2 separate regions of the Homo sapiens genome follow, and region 1 is linked to region 2. A link is a contact called in ENCODE Hi-C or POLR2A ChIA-PET data. All regions are on one chromosome and are shown on one strand. The core of a region is the stretch at or near the end of the contact, and the rest is flanking DNA. Distances in the headings are between cores, read along the strand shown. Region 1 has its middle 28 kb from the start of TCEAL1. Region 2 holds the start of TCEAL4 (transcription elongation factor A like 4).

Region 1 (3,445 bases), core at 362-2,861, 71 kb before region 2:
GTTGCTTTCCCTTTTGCTAGACTTAGGAAGACTTCTGCGTCCTCTAAAACTTCTGTATCCATGGGGACAATGACGAGCGTCTCAGAGGACTCACGACTAGGATGTCTTTTAGGCTATTGGAGCAAATTCAAATTTGGTTTAATGAAAAAGAAACTCATTTTCTATTGCAACATGGTTTGGGTTCCGTACAAATTAGAAAACCAAATTTGGCGTAAACATGGTTCTATATATTGTAATGATAATTTACAACTGGACTTATTCTGTAAAAAAGAAGGAAAATGGGAAGAGGTCCCTTATGTACAGGCTTTTATGACCCTTTACTGGCTCATGTTACTTCCAGGCACCAGACAGCTCCATCTGAGGATCCCCTCCTTGCTGGTTCTCCTAGAAGGCCTATGCCTTTCCCAGAGTCTCCCCAGTCCCCCAATTCTGAGGGGGGTCCTGCCAGTGCTCTAACAAAGGATTCTAGCTCAAGGTCATCAGACACTCCTCCCCCTCATCCAACTAGCCCCAGCTTATACCCCCATTTCCCCCAAAATAAGCCCAATCAATACTACCAGGAGTGGAGCCTCATATTAGCCCCTAAAGTAAAATCTGTGTCCATTGCAGGAGGTAGCTAATGGAAATGGGGTTACATGTGCCATTTTCTATATCTAATTTGGATTTATATGAGGAAAAATTTGGCCAGTTTTCAGAAAATCCAGAAAAGTTTATACAGGCATGTGTTATGTTGACCATGTTCTTTGATTTAACTTGTCATGACTTAGAAATATTGTTATCTGTTCGCTGTGCTGTGGGAAAAAAGTGGAGGGAAGTATCTGTGGTTAAGCCAGTCAATTATGACAGAGCTAGAAATATAACTCAGGTAAAAGACGAAAATCCTGTTCTGTTTCTGGGTCGTTTGATAGAGGGACTCAGGAAATATACCAGTGCAGACCCAGACCCCCCAGAAGGGCAAGCTTTCCTGGGTGTACATTTTATTACTCATCCTGCACCTGACATTAGGAGGAAGATACAAAAAGCAGCAATGAGACCTCAAATCCCAATGAGCTAACTCTCTTTATTTATTTATTTTTTTGAGACAGAATCTTGCTCTGTTGTCCTGGCTGGAGTGCAGTGATGCCATCTTGACTCACTGCAATCTCCGCCTCCTGGGTTCAAGCTACTCTCATGCCTCAGCCTCCTGAATAGCTGGGATTACAGGCACCCGCCACCATGCCTGGCTAAGTTTTGCATTTTTAGTGGAGACAGGGTTTCAGCATGTTGACCAGGCTAGTCTCAAATTCCTGGCCTCAAGTGATCCACCCACCTCAGCCTCCCAAAATGCTGGGATTATAGGCATGAGCTACTGCACCCAGCCCCTAAGACCCAGATCTTAGATGAGGACTTTAAAGTTTACAACAATAGGGACAGGGCAAAATAGGTGAGAAAACAAAAACAAAAACAAAAAATAGCCAAAAAGTGCAATCATTAACAGTTGCTTTAAGTCCCCTGCCACGTCAGAATTACCCATCCCAAGAAAGCATCACGAGATTGGCATCTGATATGCCCAGATAAGAGCCCTGACTCACTGGCCCACTGATTCACTAGGCCAGAATCAGCGTGCCCAGTATAAACAAAAGGGTCATTGGCATGAGAATGTGCTAACTGCCCCTGGTGACACATAAAAAAGCTCCCCATCACTATTAGAGCTAACCTTCTTTTACTAGCCCCAGTGAGCTGCCTCCTCAAGTAAGTTTATTGGGAATGTTGGACCCTTGGCCCAATGGACAGCTTCCCACAATGGCAGTTTTTTGACTCTAAGTCTCTTGGCCAAAGGAAATTCCAAAGAAGTCTAAAACAAACAAACAAAGAATTCAGGCCATGATGGGAAACAGGAGGTTGGACACACCTCCCTATGCCCTCTTTGAAATTTAGGCTTTGTTCACAAGGCCCTTCAAGAATATAGAAATAAAGTATCACCTCTAACCAGGAGACTTAGTCTTACTAAAAAGAAGGATCCCCTGAAGATCAATTACAACCCAAATGAAAAGGTCCTATATCAGGCTGTTCTCACGTAGCTATAGAGAAATACCTGAGACTGGGTAATTTATAAAGAAAGGAGGTTTAATTGGCTTATGGTTCTGTGGGCTACACAGGAAGCGATGCTGGCATCTGTTTGGCTTCCGGGGAGGCCTCAGGAAATTTACAATCATGGTGGAAGGCAAAGGGAGAGAGCAGGCACTTCACATAGCCAGAGCAGGAGCAAGATACAGAGGTTCCACACACTTTTTCTTTTTTTTGAGTTGGAATCTCACTCTGTCACCAGGCTGGGGTGCAATGGCAAGATCTTGGCTCACTGCAACCTCTGCCTCCCAGGTTCAAGCGATTCTCCTGCCTCAGCCTCCTGAGTAGCTGGGATTACAAGTGCGTGCCGCCACGCCTGGCTAATTTTTGTATTTTTAGTAGAGACAGGGTTTCACCATGTTGGTCAGGCTGGTCTCGAACTCCTGACCTCGTGATCCGCCCATCTCAGCCTCCCAAAGTGTTGGGATTACAGGCATGAGCCACTGCGCCTGGCCAGTTCCACACACTTTTAAATGACCAGCTGTCATGAGAGCTCACTCACTGTTATGAGTACAATACCAAGGGGATGATACAAAACCATTCACAAGAAATATGACCCCATGCTCCAATCATCTCCCACAAGGCCCCACCTCCAACACTGGGGATTACAATTCAACATGAAATTTGGATGGGGGCACAGATCCAAACCATATGAGGCCCCTATCAGATATTGTTAAATACCCTCACCACCATTAAACTTCAGGGAATAACTACTTGGATACACCTATTTGGGATTAAATATGTTCCTTATGAGTCACAGGCACAAAGGGAGGACAGCACAACCTACATGATATGGTTTGGCTGTGTCTCCTCCCAAATCTTATCTTGAATTGTAGCTCCCGTAATTCCCACATGTTGTGGGAGGAACCCGGTGGGAGATAATTGAATCATGGGGGTGGTTCCCCCATACTGTTCTCATGGTAGTGAGTAATTCTCATGGTATCTGATGGTTTTATAAGGGGAAACCCCTTTCAATTGGTTCTCATTCTGTCTTGCTTGCCGCCATGTAATACATGCCTTTCACCTTCTGCCATGATTGTGAGGCCTCCCCAGCCACATAGAACTGTGAGTCCATTAAACCTCTTTTTCTTTATAAATTATCCAGTCTCAGGTATGTCTTTATCAGCAGCATGAAAATGGACTAATGCACTACATCTATAAACCTCTCCTACCCATTTAAAAGAATCAACACTCAGCCAGAAGTGATAACTTAATGCTGTGGGTGGGAATAGGAGCATTAATTTTTACCTCTTTTTTTTTTTTTTTTTTTTACTGTAATACTTCTTTTCTATCACTTTAGCCAGCTGCCTCCTCCTGGGAAATATCTCTTTTGTCCTTG
Region 2 (3,693 bases), core at 369-2,868:
CATTGCTGAAATTCATATCATGTATGGCCTCTTTATACTCCTTGAGGTAATGAGCCAGCCCCTTATTAGTTTTTCTTTTGGCTTTCCTGGGTACATCATCCTCAGCTGGGCGCTTTCCTGCAGCCCTTGTTTCACTCCCTGGCTCTCCTTCACTCTCTGGCTTTCCCTCTATCTCTGGTTTTCCCTCTCTCTCTGATCCTCCCTCCATCTCTGACTCTCCCTCCCTCTCTGACTTTCCTTCTTTTGCCTCTCCCTCACTCTCTGGCTTTCCTTTATCCTTTAACATTTCCTCATCTCCTGTTTTGCCCTTGTTTTCTGTCTTTCCCTCGTTTTCTAACTTCTTGTCTTCCAGAGTACAAGTTACTTCTGGCTTTCTCTCGTCTTGTGGCTGTTCTTCATTTTCCATCTTTCCTTGGTTTGAAGCCATTCCTTCATTTTCACTGTAGAGTTTTTCCATGTCGAGATTTCCCCTCCTTTTCCTGTCCTGGGGGATGGGGGTGGAGGAAAGAGGAGACAAAGAGGAGACATGGGAGACTGAGTGCATGGGGTGGAATGCAGGTCTGGATAGTACTTGCATCTCACCCCTGATGAGGGTTCCCCTAAGCTGGCCAGGCCTCCAAGAGGGCCTTCTGCCCACCACGTAGCCCGCCACTCCTCCCACACACGTGAGCCAGCCATTGCCTGACAGGCTCTGCCACTTTCTCTGCACTGGTTCAGCCTGGTAAGGTGTGTGTTCATGTGGGTGGGGGAATGGGAAAGGCCCCAATTCGGCCCTGGCCGGGCCCTCCACACTCTCAACCCTTGTGGGCCCCTGTCCATGCAGCCCCGTACTTTCACGGACCTGCGGGGATTCTGGACAGGTTGCTCCTCCTTTTCAGGCTTCGCAGAGCGCTGGGAACAACAGACGCGCAGACCTGCAGACAGACAGGAGACAGGGGCAGGGTCTGCGCGCTCAGCGGGCTCACACGGACGCGGTTCCCTTTCCTGAGTCCAGGCCCTTCTCATCCAACGTTTTCCTCCCCTACCTCCGCCGCACCCCAGCCGCCATTTCTTTCCAGGCCTCGGGCACCAAATCAGGATGCTTTCCAAACTAATTTTGGGTCTCTGTGCCCTTCTTCCTCAGAGGCAACTCTCCTCCCCAGCCTCGCGGTCAACGTTTTTCTCTACGCACGGGAACGGCAGATGGGGTTTACTTCCACTGTCTCACTACTGGGGCGGCCCCAGCCCACCATCTCCGGCTCCAAAATGGACGGAGGGCAGAGAAGAGGATGTGCCTGGAAAGCGAGCATGGATACTTGGGGGTGCTCGCCTTCCTCACCCTCTGCCCACTGCCTACGTGCTCCCCCTCAGCCACCCCTAGCCGTTTTCCCACCGCCATCTCTGTCCACACTCGGGCCAGCTTCCCTCGACTCGACCCGACCCCACCCCCAGCCTTTCCCCCTGCCGTACCCGTTCCCCTTCCGCCATTCCAGTGTTCCGCTGGCAGCGTGGAAGGCCCGCACACTGACCTGGAAGAAGCTGGACCAAGAATTAGGAGCCCAGGAACCGGAGCAGACGAGACCCAGCCGCGGGGACAGAGGGCAGGCACTCGGACCGGTGCCTACATCTGCGCCCGTGCAGATCACGTGAATGCCGCAGCCCAGGAGTTCCACCGCCCCACGCCCCGCCTCCTAGCCAGCCGCTTCCAGCCACCCACCACCTCTCCAGCAGGTACCCTCTTACCTCCCTGGGCCCTTTTGTCCTTTTTTTCTTGTTAAGAAATTAATCAAAGAAAGAATCTTAATGAAAATCACAGTTTTTTTTTTAATGAGTTGGGCGGTCCAGAAGAGGAGTCTTGATAATGTTGCTCTTAAATTCCACTGAAATAACGTAGACCCACCCGATAAAATCGTATGAATGTGAACTTAAGTACTGTATAAAGAATAGAATATTGCCCTTTAGAAAAAACTTAAGAAAAATTTTCCAAAATAAATGAAATTGTCCCTTTTTCCTGACATGTACAAACATAAATTTTCAAATGAATAAAAAATAAAGTTATATTTGAAGCAAAATAAAACAACGATTAATTTATCTTAAGTGAGAAACTGAATATACAATGACCAGACCACATACGAAAATAGAACTGTGACCCACAACCTTTGCTGCAAGCAGCTCAAAAAGCCAAAGTATAGCATCTGCAGAAATGTTCAGGACTTTAATCAATTTGCTAGCCTTTCTGGCCTTTTTAATTTTTTTGACCTGATGACAAACAAGAAAAACCCAAATATGAACCCATATTCAATCACATAGGATGCTTGCCTCTAGTTGGCCTGCCTCTAGCTTCCTCACGTCAACAACATCCAATCAGAGCGTAGCTGAAGTCTTTGTGTTTTTGTTTTCCACTATAAAGCTTTCCCACTCCCCTGCCTGTCTTTGAATCTCTGCCAGACTCAAATGATGGTGGCTTGACTTCCTTGCTATAAAAAAGCTGTGAATAAGTAGCACTTGTTTGTTCTCTTATGGGTAGACTCCGTTTATCTCCACATAAGCTTTTGGTGTGGAAGGCCTTTATAGTCACGTGCCACTTAATAACGGGGATATGTTCTGAGAAATGCATCAGGCAATTTCGTGGTGGTGCGAACATCGTAGAGTGTAGTTATACAAATCTATATGGTATAGCCTACTACACTCCTAGGCTACATACTATAGCCTATCGTATTCTATGCTGTCCGTTGTCGTTGACCAATCGATACGCAGTGTGACTGTACAACAAAGAGACAAATGCTGATAGATTAGATTACATGAAAATTTTTAACAGATTTGTTGAAGGACTGGGGACACATGCACTCTCCCCTGCTCTTATTGAATATGTTGGTGAAATTTTTCTGAAGATCAACTTTGTAAATTATTTAAAAATAAAAATATCGGCCAGGCACGGTGGCTCACACCTGTAATCCCAGCGCTTTGGGAAGCTGAGGCGGGTGGATCACCTGAGGTCAGGAGTTCAAGACCAGCCTGACCAGGATGGTGAAACCCCATCTCTACTAAAAATACCAAAACTAGCTGGGCGTGGTGGTGGGCGCCTGTAATCCCAGCTACTCGGTAGGCTGAGGCAGGAGAATTGCTTGAACCCGAGAGGCAGAGGTTGCAGTGAGCCGAGATCACGCCATTGCACTCCAGTCTGGGCGACAGAGTGAGACTTCGTCTCAAAAAAAAAAATTAATATTTGATCTTTTGTGCCAGTAATTTCACTTCTAATAGTTACCCACAATGATAATTTTCTTTCTTCAACTTTTATTTTAAGCTCAGGGGCACATGTGCAGGATGTGAAGGTTTGTTATGTAGATAAACATGTGCCATGGTGGTTTGCTGTATAGATCATCTCATCACCCAGGTATTAAGCCTGGCAGCCACCAGCTATTCTTCCTTATGCTCTCCCTCCCTGCCCCCAGCAGGCCCCTGTGTGTGTTGTTCCCTGACATGTGTCCATGTGTTCTCATCATTCAGCTCCCAGTGAGAACACATGGTGTTTGGTTTTCTGTTCCTGCATTAGTTTGCTGAGAATAATGGCTTCTAGCTCCATCCATGTGCCTGCAAAAGACATGATCTCATTCCTTTTTATGGCTGCATAGTATTCCATGGTGTATATGTACCACATTTTCTTTATCTAGTCTATCATTGATGGGCATTTCAGTTGATTCCATATCTTTGCTA

The links. Hi-C counts contacts between places; a loop is a spot of excess contacts on that map. ChIA-PET counts read pairs that join two places held with the same protein, here RNA polymerase II (POLR2A). Pooled maps may share reads with other maps.
Region 1: a pooled map shows a loop between it and region 2 (4-fold over the local background). The contact joins the enhancer-like site here to the promoter of TCEAL4 in region 2. A Hi-C loop is called at or near these places in 2 of 168 maps with a recorded cell type or tissue (endothelial cell of hepatic sinusoid and vagina) and 2 of 50 pooled maps. POLR2A ChIA-PET finds 5 or more read pairs at or near these places in 2 of 52 experiments (PC-9 and activated CD4-positive, alpha-beta T cell).

Annotation. Positions count from the first base shown.
Region 1 is chrX:103,654,982-103,658,426 of GRCh38, reverse strand. No RefSeq gene overlaps it. Among named protein-coding and RNA genes, the nearest start is that of TCEAL1, 28 kb to the right of the region's middle. Within about 2 kb of position 1,611, at least 5 of the 41 ENCODE cell types and tissues checked have a DNase peak (open chromatin) inside an H3K27ac peak, as active enhancers do; they include PC-9, where a contact is called at or near this core.
Region 2 is chrX:103,583,440-103,587,132 of GRCh38, reverse strand. TCEAL4 (transcription elongation factor A like 4) reads right to left here and starts at 1,618. Exons shown (of 3, transcript NM_001006935.3): 1 at 1,509-1,618; 2 at 842-914; 3 at 1-484. The coding sequence starts at 457. RefSeq lists an enhancer at 985-1,698.